Regions from separate parts of the Mus musculus genome. Here region 2 is linked to region 1. Evidence: chromatin loops called from intact Hi-C (ENCODE). Cell type or tissue: gastrocnemius. All regions are shown on one strand. Each heading gives the region's core, and the rest is flanking DNA. Links, peaks and the distances in the headings are about the cores only.

Region 1 (12,209 bases), core at 6,236-8,735:
CTGAGATGTACTCTTCAGAAACTCCAGATAACAAATATGTTGCATTCATAGTCACTATTTTTATGATGATTGTTTACACAGCTATAGATTACTGTTACTCATTAGATATGGAATGTCCCAAACCTTGGGGAGGGATAGAGATTTTAAGGACAAGAACTCCTTGAGGCTCTTAGGTCACTGGAGGTAAAACTTCAAAGGGATTCATGAGAGTCTGGGCCCTTTTTCTCTTTTGTGTTTCTTCACTCTGAGGAGAAATATTATTCTATCTATCTGTCTATCTATCTATCTATCTATCTATCTATCTATCTATCTATCTATCTATTTATCTATCTATTATCTATCTATATAATGTTTATAGGTACACAATTGCTCAAAAACTCTAACATTATGAGCAAAATTAAGCATTCAGTTTTATAAGCTGATTATCTCAGAACTTTGTCATATCCTTGTGGAAATATAAAGAACAAAGTTAACTAATACCTAGCCTGGTTCTTGAAGGATGCAGTACAACTTAAAAGAACAAACGAAACACTTTGGAAGTGGATCATGATGCTTGGCTTAGCCAATTGTTAAAAGGTATTACAAGGCTTCAGCTCAAGAATTAAAGGAAGTGACTTAAAATACCATTAGAAACTAGAAGCTGGAGTGCCTTTACTAGGACATAGAAAAACTCTTGTAAACAATGTTCTTAGTGATCATTGAGATCACACCTCAAAGAGACTGTTGAGTTGAATGAGAGATGTCCCTGTAAACACTTGGTCACCAGTTGATAGCACTGTCTGAAGAAGTTTGGGTGGTGCCGCCTTGCGGGCAGAAGTGTGTCACTGGAGGGGAGGGTTCTAAATGCTCACAGTCTTACCCAATCTGTCGGTTGCTTTCTCTGCTTTGTGACAACTGTTCAGGATGTGAACTCTTAGCTTCCTGCTTGTCACTTGCTGGCATACTTCCGGGTCAGGATGGGCTCAACTCCTTCTGGAATTACCGGTAAGCTCAAATAAACCATTTGCTCTAGGAGTTGCTTTTGGTCACAGTGCTTTATTATGGCAATAGGAAAGTAGCTGGGAGATGGGCTTCAGGACAAAGCATTAAAATGACACCTATTCGTCTTGATGCTTATGATAATGTATGATGAAAGAGAAAGCAAAAAGGACAGAACGGCAGATGTACACTTCAGATACTGACATGGTTCACTTAGTTTTGGCAAGTACCCTAAATATAATCCTGTAACATGCAAATAATCACCTGAAAATAATAGTAAATTGCACACATATTTGAAAAGAAAAACTAAATATCTTTGTAAGTTTTGATTAGGCAAATAGTCTTTGAATGAAATACATATGAACTGCAAAATGAAAATTGGTAAGTTGGACTTTAGGGAGTTTAAATTTTATCAAAAATAAATATATAGCTAAAACACATTAAATTGGGCTAGTAGAAATATTTAAATTTCATATTAAAAGCTATTAAAATGTTCCATATTTCTAGCTTATTTGAATCCTGTGGAATGTCCTGATTGTAAGAATGAATAAGTGTTCTTCATCTATGTTTCAACATATTTAATGCATACTTCCTTTGTTTGGGTGAAGAAAAAAATTATCTATTTAGAATATTTTATTTGTTCTTTGATAACTTCATACAAGGTATTTTGATCATATTTTTTTATTTGGAAGTGAAATATTTGAGATGTCTCACTACCCTCTACCTTTAGAATGTTCAGTAAGTCTATTTGCTGATTAATTTTTACTGTGGTAAATTTAACACAGTCTTGAAGGAAGTATAGATATACTTAGTGTATAACTCTTAGATTTTAAAATTAAAATATTACTATATTGCGTTTTTCTAGCTTACCTGATAAATGGCTATTTATACCTGCCAGATTGTGAGTGTTGATGACATCATTTTGCATCATAAAAATACAGTCATTTCTTTTTTCAATTACTATTGTTAGTCTACAACTTGATACATATATTTAGTAATTTTTACCTCCCATTTCCCTTTCTCCTTCCCTTCCCTTTCCCACTGCTTTCCCTCTCCATAAGTTCCTCTCAGGTTTTCTGTCTTATTAATAACCCACTGAATTTAAGTATGGCTGCTTGCATGAGCATGAGTGTGTGTGTTGGGGAGTTATTTACTGGAGCACTGGTTACTTCTCAGTAGCTGCCCCAGTGAAGAAAATGACATCCTTTGCCTTAGCAATGATTTCTGAAGGCCTGCAACAACTCATGGAGCCTCATGAACTCGCAGGCATCATGGGATACTGATGACCTCAGTCATAGCTGGGGTGAGATGGTGAGCACAACAGCAGGGCTATTACAGAAGATCCTCATTGCTAACATTGGTTCCCTTTGGCTCTGTTTTAATTTTCCTCCACCACTTCTGCCGGGATGTTTCCTAAGCTTTGGGTGGTGATAGGATCTTGATAGAAATTGAAGGTTGTTTAGTTTCATTATTGTGTATGTATAGAAATTTGTTTCCTTTGTTAGTATTGTTTGACTGGGTAAGCTGCTTATTTAAAATTTGGTGTAGGTTTCTAGTTTTCTGGGTCTTATGATTGCTTCTATTGTATGTAGATTGTTAATGTTAGAGAATAAGACAATTTTTTAAACAGAAAGGCAAATATGAAATAGAAATGTCTGGCCTCTTTGGAGGCTCATTTGTGTCATGTGATGATTTTTCTGGAAGCTGTCTTATGGGCGGGTGTTTGGCTGAGAACAGACATGTGGTGTTTTTCTGGAAGCTGTCTTATGGGCGGGTATTTGGCTGAGAACAGACTTGTGTTTTTCTGGAAGCTGTCTTGGGAACGGCCATGTGCTGTTTTGCTGGAGCAGACTCTTGAGAGGCCACATGATGTTTAGAGAGTTTGTAATATTTCCCCACAGAGAGTGGAGGAACCCTGTGGCATTGGTTCGCCTTGCAGTGCTTCACTGGCATTCGCTGACAATGCTCTTGTGTCAGTTTGCCTTGCAAGGCTTTGCTGGTCTTCACTGGTCTTCACTTGTAACTTACAGAGAGAAGTGTGTCAGAGAACTTCTTGTAGTTCCAGCTGCTTCTTGCCTCTTCCGCCTGGTTTCTTCTGGATCAAGCTGCTGCTACAGATTCGTGTTTGGTGTTTTGGAATGCACTGCTGATATACTGACAACAAATATTTGAACCACCACCAAAAATCTTCTTATAAACAGGCCCACATCCTCCATTTCCTTTTAACCTTTCTTTTCCCCTACCTCTGGTAGGTGGGCTAGAAGCAAGGTTGAAGCATTTATGAACCCTTATTAAAGTAGGTTTTGAAAAATCTAAGTCTATAATGTGGTATAAATGTCTCCCTTAGGACCATGGTATATCTCTTCCTGGTGTAATAAACCCTCAGTCATTCCTTAAACACTCTATCAGTAAATTAGACTAGTCTTATTCCCATCTTTTCTGTTAGATCTTAATCACTGAGTCACCTATGTAACACCCTGGGTCATGTTTAGTAATAGTCTTGGGTACACTTGAAAGGGGACCATTTTTATGTATTTAAAATATAATTCCATCATAACCCACTCACTCATTTCCCTTTAATATCTTTCTTAGTCCACCTACTTCTGTCCCTTTCAAATTCATATCCTCTTATTTTTAATTTTTGCATGAGCAAATATATAAATGCACCTGCTGCATCTGTTTGGTGGTTTTCATATGTATATATTTAGGACTCACCATTTAGTGTTGGCTAGCTATTGGGGGTTCATTTCTGAGAATAACTAAGTTTCTGCCACTAAGCATTCTTACACTGCCTGTAGCCTTTTATTGAAGCCTGGGGCTCCATGATGAATGCCGGCTTGTCAACTGGTGTTTTCATTGTTTATGCCTTAAGTTTACACAGCCATATGTGGAGATGTTGTGGATTTCACTTCCCTGTCAGGTTCCAAAAGACACAATCTCAGGACAGGTTTTGTGGCCCTCTGTCTCTCACCATCCTTGTGCCCTCACTTCCATAATATTCCTTGAACCATGGGAATAAATGTTTTTGTGGATGTAGCAAATGTGGACAAGCAGCACAGTCAGTTGTTCTCTGAATTTTGACTAATTGTGGTTTTCTCTCTTTTCTGTGGACATAATCTTCTATGATGAGGACACAGAACTAAAACTGTCTGTGAGTATAAAAATAAGTACTGACAATACACTTGTACAACAGTTTATGAAACTATTAGCATTAGTGGCCTTAGTAGGTTATTCTCTGAGATTTGTGACCTTATAGCACAGGTGATTGACTAGGTTTTCAGTACCAGGCATGATGTCCCTCATGGTAAGGAGGACTTAAATCCAATTAGACAGCAGTTGGTTCCTGCCAAGATGAGTACCACTATTCACCATTAAGGACATCCTGCCATGCTGGTGATTGTTGTTACCCATAAGCATCAGAGCTGGTTAGGCCTATCCAGTGCTCTCCTTCATGGCAGTTTGGGCAACATTTTCCAGTATTATAAAAGATAGTCCTCAAGAAGGAAGTTTTAGGGTCACATCCAGCTAATTTCTCTTCTCTTCTCAGAGCATTGTCTTCTACCATAGAGACTTACCTTCCACCTCTGGGAGGCAACCGGGGTAATAGCAGTAGCCTAAATTATTTTTTGGTAAAGAGCCTTAATTTCTTGTTGCACATGAACACATTACCATCAAAGTGAAAGTGGCCCTATTATAATCTTTGAAATGCAATCAGGTGGAAAGTGAAACACATTTCCTTCTATACCTTGAGAAAAGTAACATTTTAAAATATTTTTAAGTTCATGCATATGAATTTTCCATTCTTTTTAAACACTTTTTAAATTTATGAGTTTAAAAATATAGTAACATTTCTCCCTTTCCTTTTCTCCTTCTGAAACTTTTTTTCAAAATAAAACATTTTATTTTTATTTTATTTTTATTTTACACTCCAGATTTTATTGTCGTCCTGATCCACCCTCTGACTGTCTTATAGATATATTTAGTATTTTGTGTTCAATCAGTGTTGCCTATATACTCATGGTATTTCCATATCTAATAATATGACATATAGAGTTTAAAACTTTTTATCTATGTGTCTTCTGATACATAAAAACAATTCAGACTCAGATAATTATGCAGTTAGAAGAGGTAAGAGTATCTTATGGCATAACACAGAATTATGTCTATTCTACTATGAAATTTCTAATCTATTCCTACCTACTCTCCTTCAAATTCATATCCTCTTTTTTACACTAAGTGCTATTGCACACATATTTGCTAGCAGGTATGTATGTGTAACTCTTACATTTATAGCCTGCAGAGGGCAGAAGAGGGCAACAGATAATGAGGAGATGTAAGTACAGAAGGAATTGAGCATCCCGGAAACAAACTCTTATCCTATGTAACCCCAGCAAGTGCTAACTTCAGAGACCTCTGTGCAGCCCCACTAAAGTATGTTTAGTACATTTCTGCGATGTATGTGTTATATTGTGTCTTTGTTAGAGTCCCTCCTGCGTTGTTCACTCTGCTGTAACTTCGAAGAAGGAACATATCAGGAGCCTGAGACTGATTTTGTTACTTACAATGCAAAAGAGAACTCTTAATGCCAGCACAGATGTTTTCTGAAGAACAAGCCTTCATCTCTTTCCTGTAAAAAAGGATGTTGTCGACAGCAAACTAAACCCTTCTAGTCTATGAAGAAAAAGAAATATTTAGCAAAGCCAGTGAATGTGTTTCTTCCTTTGATTTCCTGAGATAAGTAAGTTTGCTTAACCAGGTTCTTGAACACACCTTACAGGATGAGTTTCTATAAACCATGCAACCCTGGACTGGTAACTATTGGTAGAGGTCTATAATACCAATTCCCACTCCCAGAAATGTGAGACTAAGTTTGTTAGTTTTACACCAAAAGAGAAGGGAAGTCTCTGAGCTGAAGTTTTTATTGCTGGGATTCCATACCACTGCCAAAAGCAACTCAGGAACTGGGGAAAGGTTTATTTCATCTTGCAGCTTATTTTCCAGTATCTGGGGAAGTCGTGGGAGGAGCTCAAGCCTGGAACCCAGAGGCAGGAAGTGATCCAGAGGGCATGAAGTAGTACCGCTTACTGCTTTGCTCAACCTGCTTTCTAATAGCTCCCAGTACCATCAAACCAGAATGGCACCACCCAAAATGGGTTGGGTCCTTCTATATCAATCACTAATTTTAAAAGTGCACCACAGACTCAGCTGCAGGCCAATCTTATGAAAGGTATTTACTCAACTGAGAATCCCTCTCTCCAAATGATTCGAGCTTGTGTTAAGTTGACATAAATCTAGCCAGCACAGTAAACAATAAAAACTTGAAAACTTAGCACAAATATATTCAGAATAATAAGCCACAATTTCTTGTAGCATGTGAACACAATTGTGTCAAAGGGAAAGAAGTCTATTTGCAGACTTTGAAAAAAACCAATGAGTTAAGAATCAATGTACAAGACTTCTACATTGTCACTTTGACATAATAAGCTCTGGTATGTATCTCAGTGGATGACTGCCTTACATAAGAATTCTTCCTTCCAGTTCACCACCCAATGTTCACTGCAGTAAAGAGGCCTGGATTGCTACGTTAAAAAGCAATTTGCCCAGAGCATAAGACTGAAGTCATCTCTGTAGTATACAAAACAGAAGATAAATGGACAAAGCTCTAAAAGCTAGCACAAACACTCCCTACGGAACAACCCAGGACTTCTTCTTCTTCTTTCTTTTTTTCCAGAGCTGAGGACGGAACCCAGGGCCTTTCACTTGCTAGGCAAGCTCTCCCTCTGAGCTAAACCCCCAGTCCTAACCCATGACTTCCTGCTGTATGGGAACATGTTACTGTGAAACAGTAAATGACCCATGGAACTGGAGTTACAGGCCATTGTGGGCCATCATGTGTGTACTGAGAACTGGACATTTGGCCAAAGTAGCATGTTTTCTTGGCCATTTCTACAGTCCCAAGAGAAATAACTTTAATAAGTTTTTAAATATGTATCAAAGGTTGATTGTTTTATAGACTTTCCTTGGTGTTAGATTCCTTACAATGTCTTTAAAAGGAAAGTCTCAGTATCCCAAAACTGAGTTTGTTACTTGAAATCTCAAAAAGAAAGTAGACAAATAAATATGTATCAGCCAGTACAATCATTTTCTGAGCAGTAATCCTCCACTTATCATTGTATCTGAACATTCCATAATCAATGACAACAGCATTTTGTGGCCTTTAAAGGAAGAGAGGAACAAGCGAATGTGTGTCCTTCCTTGACCCCATGAGATAAGTCATGTGATAAGACAACATGTGAGTGTCACTTATTGCTCAGTTGTGCATACATTGCCATGCTTGTCATTGCCATCTATGGTCCATAAGTGTTTCAGGTAGGTAGGATTAGTCATTGCTTCCCACTCTTGGAAGCTTGCATAGTATTTTCTAGAACCATGAAGCTAGGAAGCTAGACCATAAGAAAGAGACTTACAGATCAGATTTTAAAAGATGTATTTTTTATTCGTCTTTTAAATTTTTGTATGTTCTGCCTACACACACACATGCACATATATACACACACAATATGTTCACACATGGCCTGCAGAGGACAGAAAGGGGGAAACAACCGATTCTGTGGAACTAGTTACAGTTGTGAGCCACCATGTGAATACTTGGAAACAAAAGATTGCTTGGCAAATACAACTCAGACTTTAAGAATAAAATTTAGATTATAATGAGGAATTAATGCTCATCTAGCATTACATAGATGGTAGTAATTGATTTTTCTAAGGTCCATAGCATTACAACGTCCAAGAAGCAAGTTGGGTTTCCAGTATCAGATCTGATTTTCCTCCTTTTTAGTGAGCCTTGAGTCTTCTAAGATATCCAATGGTTACTGTCAACATGTGAGTGTCACTTATTGCTCCTTTGTGTATACATTGCCATGCTTGTCATTTCCATCTGTGGTCCATAAGTGTTTCAGGTAGGTAGGACTATTCATTGCTTCCCACTCTTGGAAGCTTACATAGTGTTTTCTAGAACTCTAGAAGCTAGACAACAAGAAAGAGACTTTCAGATCAGATATAGCTGTAATAATCTGAACTGTGTGTCCATAATTAAATGGGTGACAACCAGCAATAGGGGCCCACTTTCAACCCCTGAGAGACAACTGGTACACAACAATCTCTATGTACTGTTCCAGTCTAGAAAAGAGAGATAGGCACAGAAAATCACTACAGAACATAAAGAAGAGATGAACAGATCTTGGGGTCCTAGCCCCAAGGGATACATCACACCTCCTGCATCTAGTTCTCTGGAAACATTTTGAAAGATAGGGTAGAAAAAAAATGTAAGAGACAGAATACCAGGAAGTTTCCTGTGAAACAGACCCTCTTTGAAATGGCTATATAAACAGTATCTCTAAAAATGGCTACATAAACCAGACCAGAACAGTAGCAGAATCAATGACAACGTTAATGTAGAAGCAGGAAAATTTCTTTTCATGGTTTGCACCTCTAGACAAAGAACTACAGGTAACTATTGACTGTTGGTAGGAGAATTAGTCTCTCCTATGAATGAGTCCCATTATTGGTTGTCTAAAATAGAGTAGTCAGACTTCAAACTATATACACACAAGCAAGAAAAAAATGGACTGAGCAGGTTTTATATAGATATATAGATGTGTGTGAGTAACACATATACATATATATAATGTGTGTGTATGTGTGTGTGTGTGTGTGTGTGTGTATCAAATATAATTTTCAAACAGGCTATGAACTTTAGAATGTGGGAAGCATGGGAAGGATTTGAGGGAGACAGCAGGAAAGGACTGGAGGGAAGAAAAGGGGAAGAGGAGATAAAATTAATTCCAATTAAAAACCTTTGAAAACAGACTCCTAGGCAAGAGTAACAGTCTTAGTTGCTGAGCCAATTCCCCAGCCCCTAACAAAAATCATTTTAATACCTTCTTTTTTTTTATTACGTATTTTCCTCAATTACATTTCCAATGCTATCCCAAAAGTCCCCCACACCCTCCCCCCCCCACTCCCTTACCCACCCATTCCCATTTTTTGGCCCTGGCATTCCCCTGTACTGGGGCATATAAAGTTTGCCTGACCAATGGGCCTCTCTTTCCATTGATGGCCGACTAGGCCATCTTTTGATACATATGCAGCTAGAGTCAAGAGCTCCGGGGTACTGGTTAGTTCATAATGTTGTTGCACCTACAGGGTTGCAGATCTCTTTAGCTCCTTGGATACTTTCTCTAGCTCCTCCATTGGGGGCCCTGTGATCCATCCAATAGCTGACTGTGAGCATCCACTTCTGTGTTTGCTAGGCCCCTGCCTAGACTCACAAGAGACAGTTATATCACGGTCCTTGCAACAAACGCTTGCTGGTGTATGCAATGGTGTCATCGTTTGGAGGCTAATTATGGGATGGATCCCTGGATATGGAAGTCTCTAGATGGTCCATACTTTTAATTTATTTATTCATTTTACATTCCAATCACAGCTTCCTCTCCCAGTACTACTACACACAACCCCTCCCCTCAACCCTCCTTCCATCTCCTTTGAAAAGGGGGAGCCCCCACCTTGGGTATCAATCCACTCTGGCACATCAACTCACTGCAGGACAATGTACATCCTCTTCCCTGAAGGGCAGACAAGGCAACCCAGTTAGGAGAACTGGATCCACAGGCAGGCAACAGAGTCAGGGGCAGCCCACTCTACAGTTGTTGGAGGACAGGCATGAAGACCAAGCTGCACAGCTGCGACATATATGCAGGGTGGTCGTAGGAGGGGGTAGGTCCAGTCCATGCTCACACTTTGGTTGGAGCCCCCCAAAAGTTCAGGTTAGTTGACCTTGTTAGTCTTCTTGTGGAGTCCCTATCCCCTTTAGGTCCCCCAATACTTCCCCAACTCTTCAACAAGACTTACTGAACTCTGTCTAATGTTTCATTGTGGGTCTCTGCATCTGTTTCTATGGGCTTCTGGGTAGATGCACATTTTATTTTTATTTACTTACTTACTTACTTACTTACTTACTTACTTACTTACTTATTTTTGCTTTGTTAGATGGCCATGTTGCCAACGTACTTCCTTTTACAAATTTAATTTTATTTTTTAATTTATTTTTTATACTCCATATTCCATTGCCCACCCCTCCCCTCCCACCCTCCAACTGCTCCACATCCCATACCTCCTCCCCTCCCCACCCCACCCTGTCACCACGTGGATGCCCCTTATCCCACAACCCACCTGACCTCCAAACTCCCTGAGCCTGCAGTCTCTTGAGGGTTAGGTGCATCATCTCTGAATGAACACAGACCCAGAAGTCCTCTACTCTATGTGTGTTGGGGCCTCATATCAGCTGATGTATGCTGTCTGTTTGGAGATTCAGTGTTTGAGAGCTCTCGGGGGTCCAAATTAATTGAGACTGCTGGTCCTCCTACAGGATTACCCTTCTCCTCAGCTTCTTTCAGCCTTCCCTAATTCAACAACAGGAGTCAGCTGCTTTTGTCCATTGGTTGGGTGCAAGTATTTGCATCTGATTCTTTCAGCTTCTTGTTGGGTCTTTTGAAGGCAGTCATGATACATCCCTTTTTGTGAGCACTCCATAGCCACAGTAATAGTGTCAGGCCTTGGGATCTCCCTTTGAGCTGGATCCCACTTTAGGTCTATCACTGGACCTTCTTTTCCTTGGGCTCCTCTCCATTTCCATCCCTGTAATTCTTTCAGACAGGAACAATTATGGGTCAGAGATGTGACTGTAGGATTGCAACCCCATCCCTCACTTGATGCCCTGTCTTCCTGCTGGAGGTGGGCTCTATAAGTTCCCTTTCCCTACTGTTGGGAATTTTATCTAAAGTCTCTCTCTTTGAGTCCGTAAAACCAGATACACTGAATCTAATAGAAGAGAAAATGGAAAAGAGACTTGAACTCATTGGCACAGGGGAAATTTTCCTAAACAGAAATCCAATGGTTCATGCTCTAAGATGAACAGTTTATAAATGGGACCTCATGAAACTAGAAGCACATTTTTAAGCAGTTTTTCTTCTCATTCATCAGTTTGCTGGTTCCTCTCCAAAAGAGAAATGGACATATCTCTTACAGATAGCAAAAATACTTTCGAAATAATAAGCCTTCATTTATTTTTTTCCAATTTTTATTAGGTATTTTCTTCATTTACATTTCAAATGCTATCCCCATACCCCCCCCCTTGCTGTCCTACCCACCCACTCCCACTTCTTGGCCCTGGTGTTCCCCTGTACTGGGGCATATAAAATTTGCAAGAACAAGGGCCTCTCTTCCCAATGATGGCTGACTAGGCCATCTTTTGATACATATGCAGCTACAGACACGAGCTCTGGGAATACTGGTTAGCTCACATAGTTGTTCCACCTATAGGGTTGCAGACCCCTTTAGCTCCTTGGGTACTTTCTCTAGCTCCTCCATTGGGGGCCCTGTGATCCATCCAATAGCTGACTGTGAGCATCCACTTCTGTGTTTGCCAGGCACTGGCACAGCCTCACAAGAGACAGCTATATCAGGGTCCTTTCAGGAAAATCTTGCTGGCATATGCAATGGTGTCTGCATTTGGAGGCTGGTTATGGGATGGATCCCTGGGTGCAGCAGCCTCTAGATGGTCCATCCTCTCGTGTCAGCTCCAAACTTTGAAGGTGAACTCCAGAAAATCAAATAATCCCATTAAAAAATGGAGCTCAGATCTAAACAAAGAATTCTTACCTGAGGAATACCGAATGGCTGAGAAGCACCTGAAAAAATGTTTAGCATCCTTAATCGTCAGGGAAATGCAAATCAAAACAACCCCAAGATTCCACCTCACACCAGTCAGAATGGCTAAGATCAAAATTTCAGGTGACAGCAGATGCTGGCGAGGATGTGGGGAAAGAGGAACACTCCTCCATTGTTGGTGGGATTGCAAGCTTGTACAACCACTCTGGAAATCAGTCTGGCAGTTCCTCAGAAAATTGGACATAGTGCTACCAGAGGATCCCTCAATACCTCTCCTGGACCTATATCCAGAAGATGTTCCAACTGGTAATAAGGACACATGCTCCACTATGTTCATAGCAGCCTTATTTATAATAGCCAGAAGCTGAAAAGAACCCAGATGCCCCTCAACAGAGGAATGAATACAGAAAATGTGGTACATTTACACAATGGAGTACTACTCAGCTACTGAAAACAATGAATTTATGAAATTCCTAGACAAATGGATGGATCTGGAGGGT
Region 2 (12,209 bases), core at 4,205-6,704, 86 kb after region 1:
AGCCTACTCTTAGCATGCATTAACCCCCCAAAGTTGCATCCGTAGACCACCCTGTATGATTTACACGTAGTTCAGTGACGTCTCCTCTCTGCAGTAGTTGTTCGTGTTCTTCCCTGGGGAGCAGCTGTGTGGATTTTGTAACTGACTGAGCTCCTGAGCCGCACACACTTTTTGTTAGCTCTAGGATCTTGAGACTCCTCCTTTCCGCTAAGATTGCTTCAGTTTGGAGGAAAGAGCTACACAATACCACTCCCCGATTGTATCTTGTACTCCATGAAGCCTCATTAATACAAAGTTCCCATCACGTTTCTGCTCAGAACAAACCAATGATTCCCCATATCCGCGTGAGTAAAGATCAAAGTTAGAGGCCTACGCAATGTTTCCCCTTCTCCAAACCCTTGTCCCCGAGGCTGACCATAATCAGACGCTCAGACCTCTGGACATGTCTTCTAGCACAAGCATGTTTCTGATCTGCCTTCTCTGTCTGCAGCACTCACATTCTCTCTCTGCATCTCTATAATTCTTTTAAGTTTAGCTTCCAATGAATCCTTCTTCTTCGCCCCCCCTCCCCCCCCGCAACATTTGGTTTTTCGAGACAGGGTTTCTCTGTGTAGCCCTGGCTGTCCTGGAACTCACTCTGTAGACCAGGCTTGGCCTCGAACCCAGAAACCCACCTGCCTCTGCCTCCCGAGTGCTGGGATTAAAGGCTTAAGCCCCCACGCCCCCAATGAATCCTTCTTAAGGAGAAACCTGCCTCCCCATCCCTCTTCACACTTCCAATATCTTTCAGTATTTTTTCTTTATCTTGCTGTTTCAATTACCATATAATATAGTATTTATTTTGTTCACTATTCACCATGTCTATGTCTCAGTCAGACAAGAATACTGTTTTCTAGAAGGCAGACTTACAAAAATATATCTGTTTGTGGCCATAGTCCCAGGTGTCAGAACAATGCCTGGAACATAGTGTGCAATCAATAAATATCGTTTGTTATATAGAAACCACATAAGAACTGGTATTTGAATACTGAACTTTAGTATTTTTGGTAGAAGTATGCAAAGTGTCTGTGGAGGCAAATACGCGTAAAATAGTTAGATGATTATGAAAGTTGACTTTTATGCTTGCTTCAATCACATAGATCCATTGTTTCTTTATAAAAACCCTTGTGCCTTTACTTCCAAATTAGATACTTATCTTGTTGATGGAGCCAAATATCTGAAGACAAACAACGTAAAGAATTAAGTGTTTATTTTGGCCGATAGCTCAGAGAGATACCGCCCAGCATGTTAGAGAAGCCTTGGGAACAGGCACTTAAGGCAGTTAGGCACATTGTACATCCTGTATGGAAGCTGAGAGCAGACAGCATGTGGGGATGCTCTCTGAAGTTTTCTCTGCTCCCTAACACCCCACAATCTTTCAAAACATCACCACCAGCTGGAGATCAATTGTTCAAACACCATGAGCCTGTTGGGGGCATTTTACACTCAAACCATAACATATGCTTACCCCAACTTAAGGGGGTTTGTGTGTATCTCTGTATCATTTTGAAGGTCTAGAAACAACTCCTCTGGCCCCACCTTCACTTACCTACTTCTTTCTTATTTTTCTTGTCTTCATTATTTTCTTGAAATACTTTAAAGTAGTCGGGCTGAAATCCTACTACTGCTGAGATAAGAAGGTACCTGCATAAAGTCTATATACAATATGTTTTTCTTTGGAGTAACTTTTGTTTCGATTGTCAGAGCTTGTACACTTCTAACCCCTGTGCCTGTACAACCATGCATGCGTTTTAAAATGGAGCTTTGCCCTGTACAGTGCAAGACTCCTGTGCAGCTGGACCTTCTCTTTCAGCTTTGAAGACTTTCCACAAACAGTCTGCCAGCACAGCCTCTGTTTCTTTCAGTGGTTTGCAGATGGGTGCGCATCATAGGCCAATAAGAACTCCTGTGCACTGAGCCACTTCCCCAGCCCTGAGAACCTGAAGGGAACTCAGAACCCATTTATGCAGATATGTGAAGAAAAAAGAGTGTTCTGCTGGGTTAATGTGGTTCTCCCACATTCAGGGAGAAGCAAGAAGGCTAGGGGCTGGGAGAGGAATAATAAATGAATCACTGAGAATATGAATGGAAGACATGAGAAGGCCTTACCCCAAAGACTGGGTCTTAAACACGCAGGAGAGTTAGATAACAACCAAATTAAAGTATAAGTTATACCCCAGGGAGGGAAGGTTGTAATAGAAGATATGTATGTTACCTTCATGCCAGCACAGCAAATACCCGAGACAATTAGCTTTTCTAGAGAAAATGTTTGCTTGGGCTCAGTCTTGAAAGTCCCAGACTACAATGCTTGGCCCTACTTTTTGTTTGCTTTTTTTTTTCTTTGTTCTTGTTTGTTTTGACGTTTTTTGTTTATTTGTATGTTGTTGGTTTTTTCTTTCTTTTTTTTTTTTCTCTTTTTTTGGCATGTGGTGGGGGGAAAATAACTTCTTACTGGTAGCCAAGAACAAGTAGAAATCGCCTTCACAGAACATTCCAGTGACTGAGGGACCCTCACTAGGTCACACCTGCTAAAGTTCCACTGCCTCCCGTTGGTGTCACTCTAGGACTGAGCTTTGAGCCTATGGATCTTGGAATCCATTCAAAATCCAAACTTTAGCAGCATGCTCGAGGGATGGAGTGAGATGACATCCTTGACCTAGAAGGGAGACCAGGCAGAAGCACCTTATCTCTGCTTCACTGGTGCCCTCTCCCTGTCCTGGGAGCCGAAGGGAAGATCCAGTGTGTGGATCAAACCTGTCAGGCGTCTCTGCTGTTCCTTTAGGTACTCATTTGCTGTGGATTTTCTAAGATTTTCTGTATTCATGCTCAGACTTTGTATGGAGTATAATTACAAAAGCAAGAATGAAAGATACTAGAAAATTCATCTGTAATGTTATCTTCCTGTTGACTCACCATCTTCTGTACTATAGTGCACTGGTCCTACAGGTCAAGGTAGTTCTTAAACTATCGTAATGGGCCTGGGGAGAGAACTCGGTTGGCGAAGTACCTCCTGCACAGACATGAAGGCTCGCGTTCACTTCCTCAGAACCCAGAAAAAGAGCCAGGAGCCATGGATCATGTCTGATATACCCACAGTGCCAGTGTCACAGGGGGATCCCCTAGATTTCATTAGTCAGACAGCCTCACTCAATAGACAGACTTCGTGTTCAGAGAAAGGTCCTGTCTCAAAAGAACAAGACAGAGAACTATCAGAGAAGATTCCTGTTGTCTGCCTTGTCTCTCAATGCACACTCACACACATCCATAGGATGGATAGGAATGTGAATTTCACACACTCACATACAAATTATCCTAAGTAAATGATTTTAGAACTGAAGTTACTCAAAAGCCTTTTAAACCACTCTGTTCTGAGAGATATGTATTGCTTTGAATTAAATTTCCATTTTTAATGTTTTTTTTAACAGCCCAGTCTCATGTACATTGCGCGTACCAACACAGTAAGGGAAGGAAGGAATATCATCATGTGCTAATGGGGGGAATAGTTCTGCCATCACGGAAGAGGGGCAATTAACACTTCCCAGAACCTTCCTGCTCACAGAGTTGTAAATCTCAATTTGATTTCAAGCTACTAGACTCTTTTATATCTCTCTGACTAGATTGAGACAGAAGCTGGTCTAACATGAAAGTAGACATCTAATAACTGCTCCTTGCTCTCTCGGCATACTGAGAACTGGTAATCAAAACTTTTTTGACCTGCTGCTGCTGCTGCTGCTACAGATTTGTTCGTTTAAAATGTGATTAATGATAAACCTACCAGGTGAATATGTGACTCTCATCCAAGCTTTAGCCCCTGTTTTATAAAGGTAAAATGGTAGATTATTGGAGTCAGATCTGGAGAGGAGAAAAAAAAATCACAGACTGTTGTGGGTACTGCCAAAGCACTGTTGCCCCCATCCCCGGAGCTTAAGGAGTGAAGACATTTGGTGATGCTTTCTGCAGGATTTTTAAATGTTATTTTTAAAATAAATAAATAAGTAAGTAAGTAAATAAATAAATAAATAAATATTTATCTATTTTATGCATATGAGTGGTTTTCTGTGCTGGTGTGTAGATGGACCACAACCATGCTTGGTGCTTGTGAAGAGCAGAAAAGGGTGTGCTGATCTCCTGGAACTGGAGTTACTAATGGCTGTGAAGCATCCTGTGGGTTCTGGTGACCAAACCTGGGTGGGTCCCCTGCCGAAGCAACACAAGCTTGGAGCAACACAAGCTCGTACCACTGAACTCTCTCTCTCCAGCTGAGAAGATTTGCTTCTCTGTTCTGAGTTGGAGTGTTTTGCTCTGAACTTCTGAAAATAGTCTTTCACCCAGATATGAATGCACACAGCATTTCTTTTGTAACTTTTAGATGAAAGCTGGTGTTAAAATGCCAAATGGTTGAAGGAAGCTCTTGAATGTTGTTTTAAATCCCTGTGAGCTTTTCCTTTCTGTTTTTGTTTTGTTTTGTTTTAAATGGAAATGAGCCCCTTTTCCATTCTTTACTGCCTGGAAAATAGTATATCCTCTTTCAACAAACTTGGGAGATGAGTCCCCTACTAGACTTGCTTGTGGCTGTGAGAATATCCATTCTTTGCCATTGTGTAGCCTTAGCTCATCTTGACTAATGCCCTTCAAAGTATAAATAGGAAAATAGAGATGAGTGACAGGGATTGATTAGCAGTCTATTTTCCAACAGAAACAATAAACCCACTGGATAGTTTGCCAGCTCAAAAGCCTGAGAAATGCATGGTGAAATAATTGTGTGTGTGTGTCTGTGTGCGTCTATGTGTCTCTATGTGTGTGTGTCTATGTGTGTGTGTTGTGATCACGTTTTCTAGAAAGACAAAAAGACCCTACCTGGTCTTTCTTATCTGTAATACTTATGAACGATTATGGATATATGGGCTTCCAGATTCTAATGAAATGGAGGAAAATGCTTCCTTGTGGTCTTTTCAAGGGGATTTTTCGAGTAAAAAGAAATAGGGTAATATTACCGCCAGTGGATAAACAGTATTCATATCATAAATACTAGTATTACCTTTCCCTTTCCTTGCCCAGGTCCAGCAATCATTCAGGGTGGGGTTTTTAGTACCAGTCTAGGTGACAAAGGAAGGAGAGCTCCGGTCACTTGTAACAGGAAACTGTGACAGAGAGCGGAGGGGAAACAGGCAATCCCTGCAGCAGCTGCAATCATTGCAGGAGAGAGGAAGGAGATCCTGGGCTCCTGACAACTTTGGCAGCAGCCATTTATGTGAAGACAGTTCTTGTGTTGTACACAGACAGCTATTGACCAAAGATGATGGAATTATATATAGCCAAGGGGTGCTTGGGTCTGATCAAAGAATGGAGTAAGGGAATTGGCTTAGCTTGCTGGAGAATGAGATCATAGTTGACATAATGCTGAGGGAACAGGACTTGGAGGGTACATCTGAAATTGAATTTATCCCTTTCTCAGCCCTTACTGCCTGCTCACTCTGCAACCGAGGCTTCCGTTCCCAGATACAGTCCGAGAGACATTTGTTGGTTTCTCAGTGTCCTCTGGGAATTAAAACAAAATGAAATGCCCCTGACTATTTTTCAATAGCTTATACTAACTGGTACATATGTCACTGGTTTGCCGATTATTGTATCTGATCTAGTCTGGTTGAATAAATCATATTTCATTCACTCCAAGGTGAAGTTTCTCTCACTTGCAGCTTCTGCTTGCTGCAGATGTCCATCCATCAGTGCATTAAGAGCTGTGGTGAGCACTGTTCCCTTGCTCAGTCCACAGTATCTCTTCCTCCCTTCTCTCCGCCCACCTGACTTCTTTAGAGTGTATCTATAAGCAGAACGCAGAGATGGCAGGAAATCCCTCCAGAATAGACATCAGTTTGCTATCGTGGTTAGTGAACTTGACTCTTTGTGAGCATTTTCTTTCAGAGGTTCTTTGGGGTGTCTCTCCCTCTTCTTTCTTTGTGTCTCTTTTATGTGTGGGCTCCAATACTCTACTGGTGTGCTGCTTCGGTTTTGATGGCAATTGGTCTAGCTCACACTGGTGAAGATGCAGAACACAGTAACCTTGCAGATCAGGGATACTGAGTGGGAAATTCTCTCCGGTAACTTACCAGGGATGTTAGAGCAGGGCGTGTGGATGAGAGAGCAACTGCTTTGTGGCCAGCAATTGAAGTCATGCAAATGGACACAGTTGCCTGGGAAGAGATACAGTGGACCTCGCAGAGACACAGAGGGAGCAGAGGGAAAAGTTTCTAGCTAACTGACATGTAAGTGTTACTAGGGAGTCCACCCAGAATCATGCCTAATTACATGTGTATTGTTTGCCCCAAATCTGGATCTTTAAATAGATCTACCTGCTTTCTTTACCCTAAATGTGAACCTTTATGACTTTATTTTAATAGGATGTGTGCCCTATACTGTTTTAAGTTTTAAAAATTGCTGCTAATTTTACTCTGGACCCTTTAGTTCCCTGACAAATGTAACTCTTTCTCTTCCAGTTGTATATGAACACAGATCAAGATTAGAGAAATCTTTGCAAAAAGAAAGGCTTGAACACAAGAAAGCAAAGGAAGGTAAGACAATATGAGCTTGTGCCCTGATATTTCCTCCTACCCTTCTTTGATGTAGCATGAATTTGAACTATGATGCATTTGGTTTTGTATTTTGTTGTTGTTGTTGTTGTTGTTGTTGTTAAGCTGTCTCTCAAATCTGCCTGAAGCCAGTGCTATAAGTGGGCCGAGAAAGAGCTGTCAATAAATGTGTTATACACAGTGCAGACATTTTATATAGTCTTTGTCATGGGGAAGTAGCCCTTTCTTCTCCTTTGGGAACTCAAGACAGATAGCAAGTGGAAGATGTGTGAGCTTCATCACCAGGTCATGACTCAAAGGGCTTCATTTCCTTCATTCCTGTAGAGAACCGGCTGTATTAGAGGCTCAGGACTGTGTTTAGAAGCTTTCCCTTCTGTTTCTGCAGCCTTCATGGACTGTGTACATTGCCATACAAATTATATCAAAATTAACACATGACTTCCCTTCTAAATATTTTTATTGTATATTTTCTTTATTTACCTTTCAAATGTTATTCCCTTTCCAGGCCTCCCCTCTGGAAACCCTCTGTTCCATGCCCCCTCCCCCTGCCTCTATGAGGGTGCCCCCCCTACCCCCACCCACTCCTTCCTTCCCACCCTGACATTCCCTCACTGCACCAAACCTCTGTTGATGGTTGGGGTTTGGAAAACATACATTGTTTAGAACATGACACTGTTTATGTAAGTTTGTAACTCAGTGAGTTGACCTTCTACCTGGAATCTTCTGAATGAAGCAGGTGTTACTATAAGTTCATGAAACATTTGCCTAGCCCAGCTGTTCAGATAGGAATTACCACTTAACACATTGCTTTTTGTCAGAGCTTTTGAAGCAAGCATACACTCTAGCATCCAAGTACTGGAAGTTATCTGCACTCTTAGGTCTGATGCATTCATGTTTTGTGATGAATCTTGGAATGTAAACCCTTGGCTCCTTTGGTGAGTGTGGGGTGGGTGCTGGGTACTATGTAACCCTCTCCTGACTCATAGGATGCACAGACTTAATCATTCTGAGAAATGCTTTCAGACTTGTCTTTGCCAGGTCTTCCATTGCAGAGTGTTTTTATAGAGCCATCTAGTGGATAATAAAGTTTCAGAGCATTAAAGACGGCTTGATTGCCGTTTCAGTTCCTGAAGGAATTTAGTGTGCCCTCTAGTGGGTAGCTATAAATCACCCTTGTCTCAAATGCACCCTCTCCGCTTTCAAAGGCAGATTTCACAGAGATATTGTAAGTGTGCTATTAGTCACTTGCCATCGATTCTGGTGATGCAGGGCTTGAAGACAGCAGGGAGAGTGGAAAACTATAAGCTTTGTCATCTGTTTTCCAAAGCTTCCAGAGGTAACATGATGTACATAAATCACTAGGTATGTTGATTTGAAAAAAACTGGTTATCTTTTTGTAAATCTGAGTAAAGTATATAGCATTTTTTTCTCAGAGATGCTTAAAGGTTTTTAAATAGACTAACTTATACTTTACTTTCTCTATTTTTATCTTTCCTAGATTTCCTTGTTTATAAGTTAGAAGCACAAGAAACACTTAACAAAGGAAGGGTAAGGCTTTGTTCTGTTTTGGCTTTTATTTTGTTCTCATGAACTTTAAGGGAGATAAAAATACCACTGCAAAAAATTTTACTCCATTTATTACCAGCATAAATGGATTAAGGGTGGACATACATTTTTGTTACCAAAAAAAAAAAAAAAAAACAAAAAAAAAACAAAAAAACAACAAAAAAAAAAACCAAGAAGGAAACCAAGAGAGAAACTTGTACACATTGTTTATTTAAAACTTATCTTTTCTTACTTCTTGTCGCATTACTGATGACTAGTGATAAACTGGGGCAGCTTCTCTGTGGCACATGAGGTTTGTTTGGTTGTGTTTGGATCTAGATTTCGATTTGAGACAGGTTCTCATGTATGCAAGAAGACGTCTAAATCATTGAGTAGCAGAGGATAACTTTGAGTTTCTGATCTTCCTACCTTAACCTCCCTAGTGCTGGGATTATAGGTGTGTGCTACTGTGCGTGCCAACAGGGAAGCTCATGTTTATTCCCTCTTTGATTTGCTCATGGCGTCTCTTTTCTCTGACATGAAAGACTTCTGTTTGCTTACAGAGTACTATCAAGGAGGAGAACTAACTGCCTTAGTGTTCACATTGCAGGAATCTGAAGGATGAATTATGGACAGAATGAGTGGTATTGGCATTTAAAAATATTTTAAAGTTAAAATTCGCTGGAGAAAAGCCAGTCTTTGTCTTACCCTACAGAAATGTGTGAGTGTTAGTTGAATAAAACATTTGTGTTTAGTGATTTCAAAGCTGAGGAAAGTCTGTTCTTTGAATTGCCTAGAGGATGTTTTCAACTTTCAACTCTAAGTTGCTTTTAAAAGCCTGAACCAGACCTCGGTGCACCCAATTGTATATTTTGTAGTGTAGTTTCCTTATCAACTAAAAAAATAAAAAAAGAATAAGGCAGGGGATGAATGATGAACCAGAAGTGTAGTTTATTTTAGGAGCTATGAGAAGAAAACCCGGGAGTGCCCCTGTGTGGTGATAGCACAGCCGGAGAGTGCTGTGCTAGACCTTCACCCTAGAGTAGCGAGTGGCAGCCTCGGATGTTGGTACCAGAAGGGCTGTCTGTACAGCTGCTCCATTAGATCACAGGGATGTTCTAGAATGTGGCATCAGAAGGGAGACTTCAGCCCTCATCAGCTGGGGTTCAGGCTGCATCTCTCCCTTTAGTACTGTGTAAAAGTACTGGTGTTGGTTCTGGTTTCTCACTGTGGAGGTACAATAAAGATTATGGGAATACCCACTGAAGTTGAGGGAAGAGCCCTTTCGATTCCTCTATTAAGACAGCCTGAACTGGTGAAGTTTGCTCTTAACTGATGGATCTCCCACCCCTCCCACCTGTCCTGACCACTACACCCTATATTAGTTATGCACAGTAACTTTCAGAAGTTCATTGAGTAGCTGGGCATCTTGGCTTCTTTGGATTATGAGAAATAAGCCCAAACTATTTCTAAGCATCCTGTCAACCTATCATTTTATGATTGTGTGTCTAATCTTTTTATTACTCAGAGTTTAGGAATCCAGAAGAAAATTGAAACCTCATTTCTGTTACGGAGTGGCTCAGTGGTAGAGTGATTGCCTAGTATATGCAAGGTCCTGAGTTCAATCTCCAGTAGTGCGAAATAAATAAATAAATAAATAAATAAATAAATAAATAAGAAATGTCCCTAAAGACATGCTCTTTCTAACAGAGTTTATGTTAGCTTACAAAAGCAAAAATGAAAAATCTTTTATTAGGGAAGGAAGCTGTTCACAACAAAAGAACAAGATGAGCTATCTTTTATTAATTTGGTTTTCTTTTATTTACAGCAAGATTCCAATAGCAGATATAGTGCATTGAATGTCCAACATCAGATGCTGAAAGTAAGTAACCTAAACTGTCCCGTATGAATGAAGAAGGGAGCAGACGACATTTGAAATGGTTAACAATGTCTAATATAAACAAGAAGGGTTCGAGAAAGTTGACTTGGTGAATATTGTCATAGTTGTCTAAAAATTGTGATTGTTTATTACCTCCCATGATTATTACTTTTTTTTCTTTTTACAAAAATGTGGTTAATGTACTACCTACTTTTTAATATAATAATTGGGCTCTCAGGTTACCTACTTTTAAATATTTGTTCTCTTTGATGTCTTTAGAGTTTGTGCTTTATTTAGTCTCTCACAGTGGTTTTTCCTTTATTGTACACAGAATGGAGTGTGTGGAACCCCAAAGCTTTGTCTGTGTTACTAATGACTGTCTAAGAGATGCACTTTTAGCTACTTGAAGAACACAGCTTATATTTTTAATATTTCCTTTCCTTGGGACTTAGGAAAAACTCCCTCTTAAGTGCCAAAGGAAGATCTAAAGCACAAAAGGGAAAGTAAGCAATTCATTGATTCCATCAGCCTGGTAGCACTCAGCACCATGTGCAAATCCTCCCATGGTCTCTGCCCCACATTAGTCCTGGGTGCTAGTTTTCTGCTTTCTATCCATTCACATCAGTAGGACACACACCCTCTGTTCAAACTAGAACCTTTCCCATCTTCAGGAGTGCAGTACTTAAAGCAAGCCTTTCTGCCACATAAGCATTTGGAGACTGTGGAATTTAAATAACTTGTAATGATGTTGTAGAATTCCGATATGAAATCATATGAATGAAAATGAATTCTAGAAACACTTCATTACTTTCCCCAATGGCAAGATGGTCTCCTCTGCCTCTTCACTACTGCAGTCACTGTCAAAATGGGTCACTACTAAACTGAAAATCAAAGAAATGTTGAATAAAGCGGCCCTTCGTGGTAAATGCTCCTGCCTTTGAGTATTTCTAAAAAATCTAGAAGAGAATTGAGTGCATATTGAAAGTAAACAGAATTTTCTTGCCATTATTTCTTTGATATTGTAGTCAATATAACATCAGTGGTTCGCGTAGCATTTATCTTGAATTAGGAAGAAGAAGTAATCTAAAAGGATTGAAAGCATGGTGGTAGATACATGCAAATACCATACGATGAAGAGTCTTGAGCAGTTTCATATTTAGGTAACTTAGTTTAAAGTTATCCTTGGAGCCTCCCATGAATACTCTGAAGCCTTGATCTTGCTTGTTCACTAGAGAAAATACACAAAGTAGCCAAGGTTAAACGTATTATCTCCTTTCTATGATAATTTGACTACAGGGAAATAGCCTCAGATTCCCCGCCCCCCTTTTTCATAGCTTGGGCTAGCTTCTCACTCATATTGATGTTTAAAACCAAGAGGAGGTTTGTGTTTGAACTTGATCTCAGACTACTCAAGTATTTGAAGAGTACAGGAAATGAAAGGGACAAACAGACAGAACCCAACCTTAAGAACTGAGCTTATTCTACCATGCACTCTCACATTTCTGACACGAGAAAGACCTCTCGGTGAAGAAATAAACGCTGCATGATTTAGAGACCCTGTCTGTCAAGTGTTCATCTTGCAGAGTCAGCATGAGGAGCTGAGGAAGCAGCACAGTGACCTGGAAGAGGAACACCGGAAGCAAGGGGAAGACTTCAGTAGAACGTTCAATGACCACAAGCAGAGATACCTGCAGCTTCAGCAAGAAAAGGAACAAGAACTTTCTAAGCTAAAAGGTATTGGCTAGGGCCAGAGATGCCTTTGTACACCATTTGAACAGGAACGCACACTAGCACTGTGGTCCTGACCTTCTTTAAGGCCTTTAGATTATTTTGTGCTTTTAACTTTAATAATCACATGGAATAGCAATCTCATTTATAAATAATCCAGTCCGTTTTTACTCTTTTAATTTTTGCTTTATGCAAATGGTGTTTTGCATGCACATATGCCTGTGCACCACAAGCATGCCTCGATTCTCTAGAGGCTCCAAAAGGGGCGTTAGACCCCCCAGAACTGGAGTAAGCGATGGTTGTGAGCTGCCTTGTGGGTGCTGCGAATTAAACCAGGATCCTCTGGAAGAGCAGTAAGTGCTCTTAAATTCTAAACCAGTTCCTTTTTCCATTATTTTTAAAGCAACATTCATATATAGCAAAATTTTAAT

What was found. A loop is a pair of places that touch in the nucleus more often than their neighbours do. Peaks named below come from ENCODE experiments on the same cell type or tissue, not always from the same donor. Only the 100,000 strongest peaks of a DNase experiment are listed, where the experiment ranks them.
Region 2: a loop joins it to region 1, with 6 times the contacts of the local background. A loop is called at or near these places in 23 of 42 quality-filtered maps.

The regions. Positions count from the first base shown.
Region 1 is chr3:75,994,453-76,006,661 of GRCm38, reverse strand. No RefSeq gene overlaps it. Among named protein-coding and RNA genes, the nearest start is that of Golim4, 44 kb to the right of the region's middle. In gastrocnemius, for the core only: no CTCF peak of the experiment used is centred there; no DNase peak of the experiment used is centred there.
Region 2 is chr3:75,905,974-75,918,182 of GRCm38, reverse strand. It overlaps Golim4 (golgi integral membrane protein 4), which reads left to right. Exons shown (of 16, transcript NM_001291069.1): 2 at 6,534-6,608; 3 at 8,125-8,174; 4 at 10,000-10,053; 5 at 11,634-11,784. Among named protein-coding and RNA genes, the nearest start is that of Golim4, 45 kb to the left of the region's middle. In gastrocnemius, for the core only: no CTCF peak of the experiment used is centred there; a DNase peak (open chromatin) is centred at 5,256.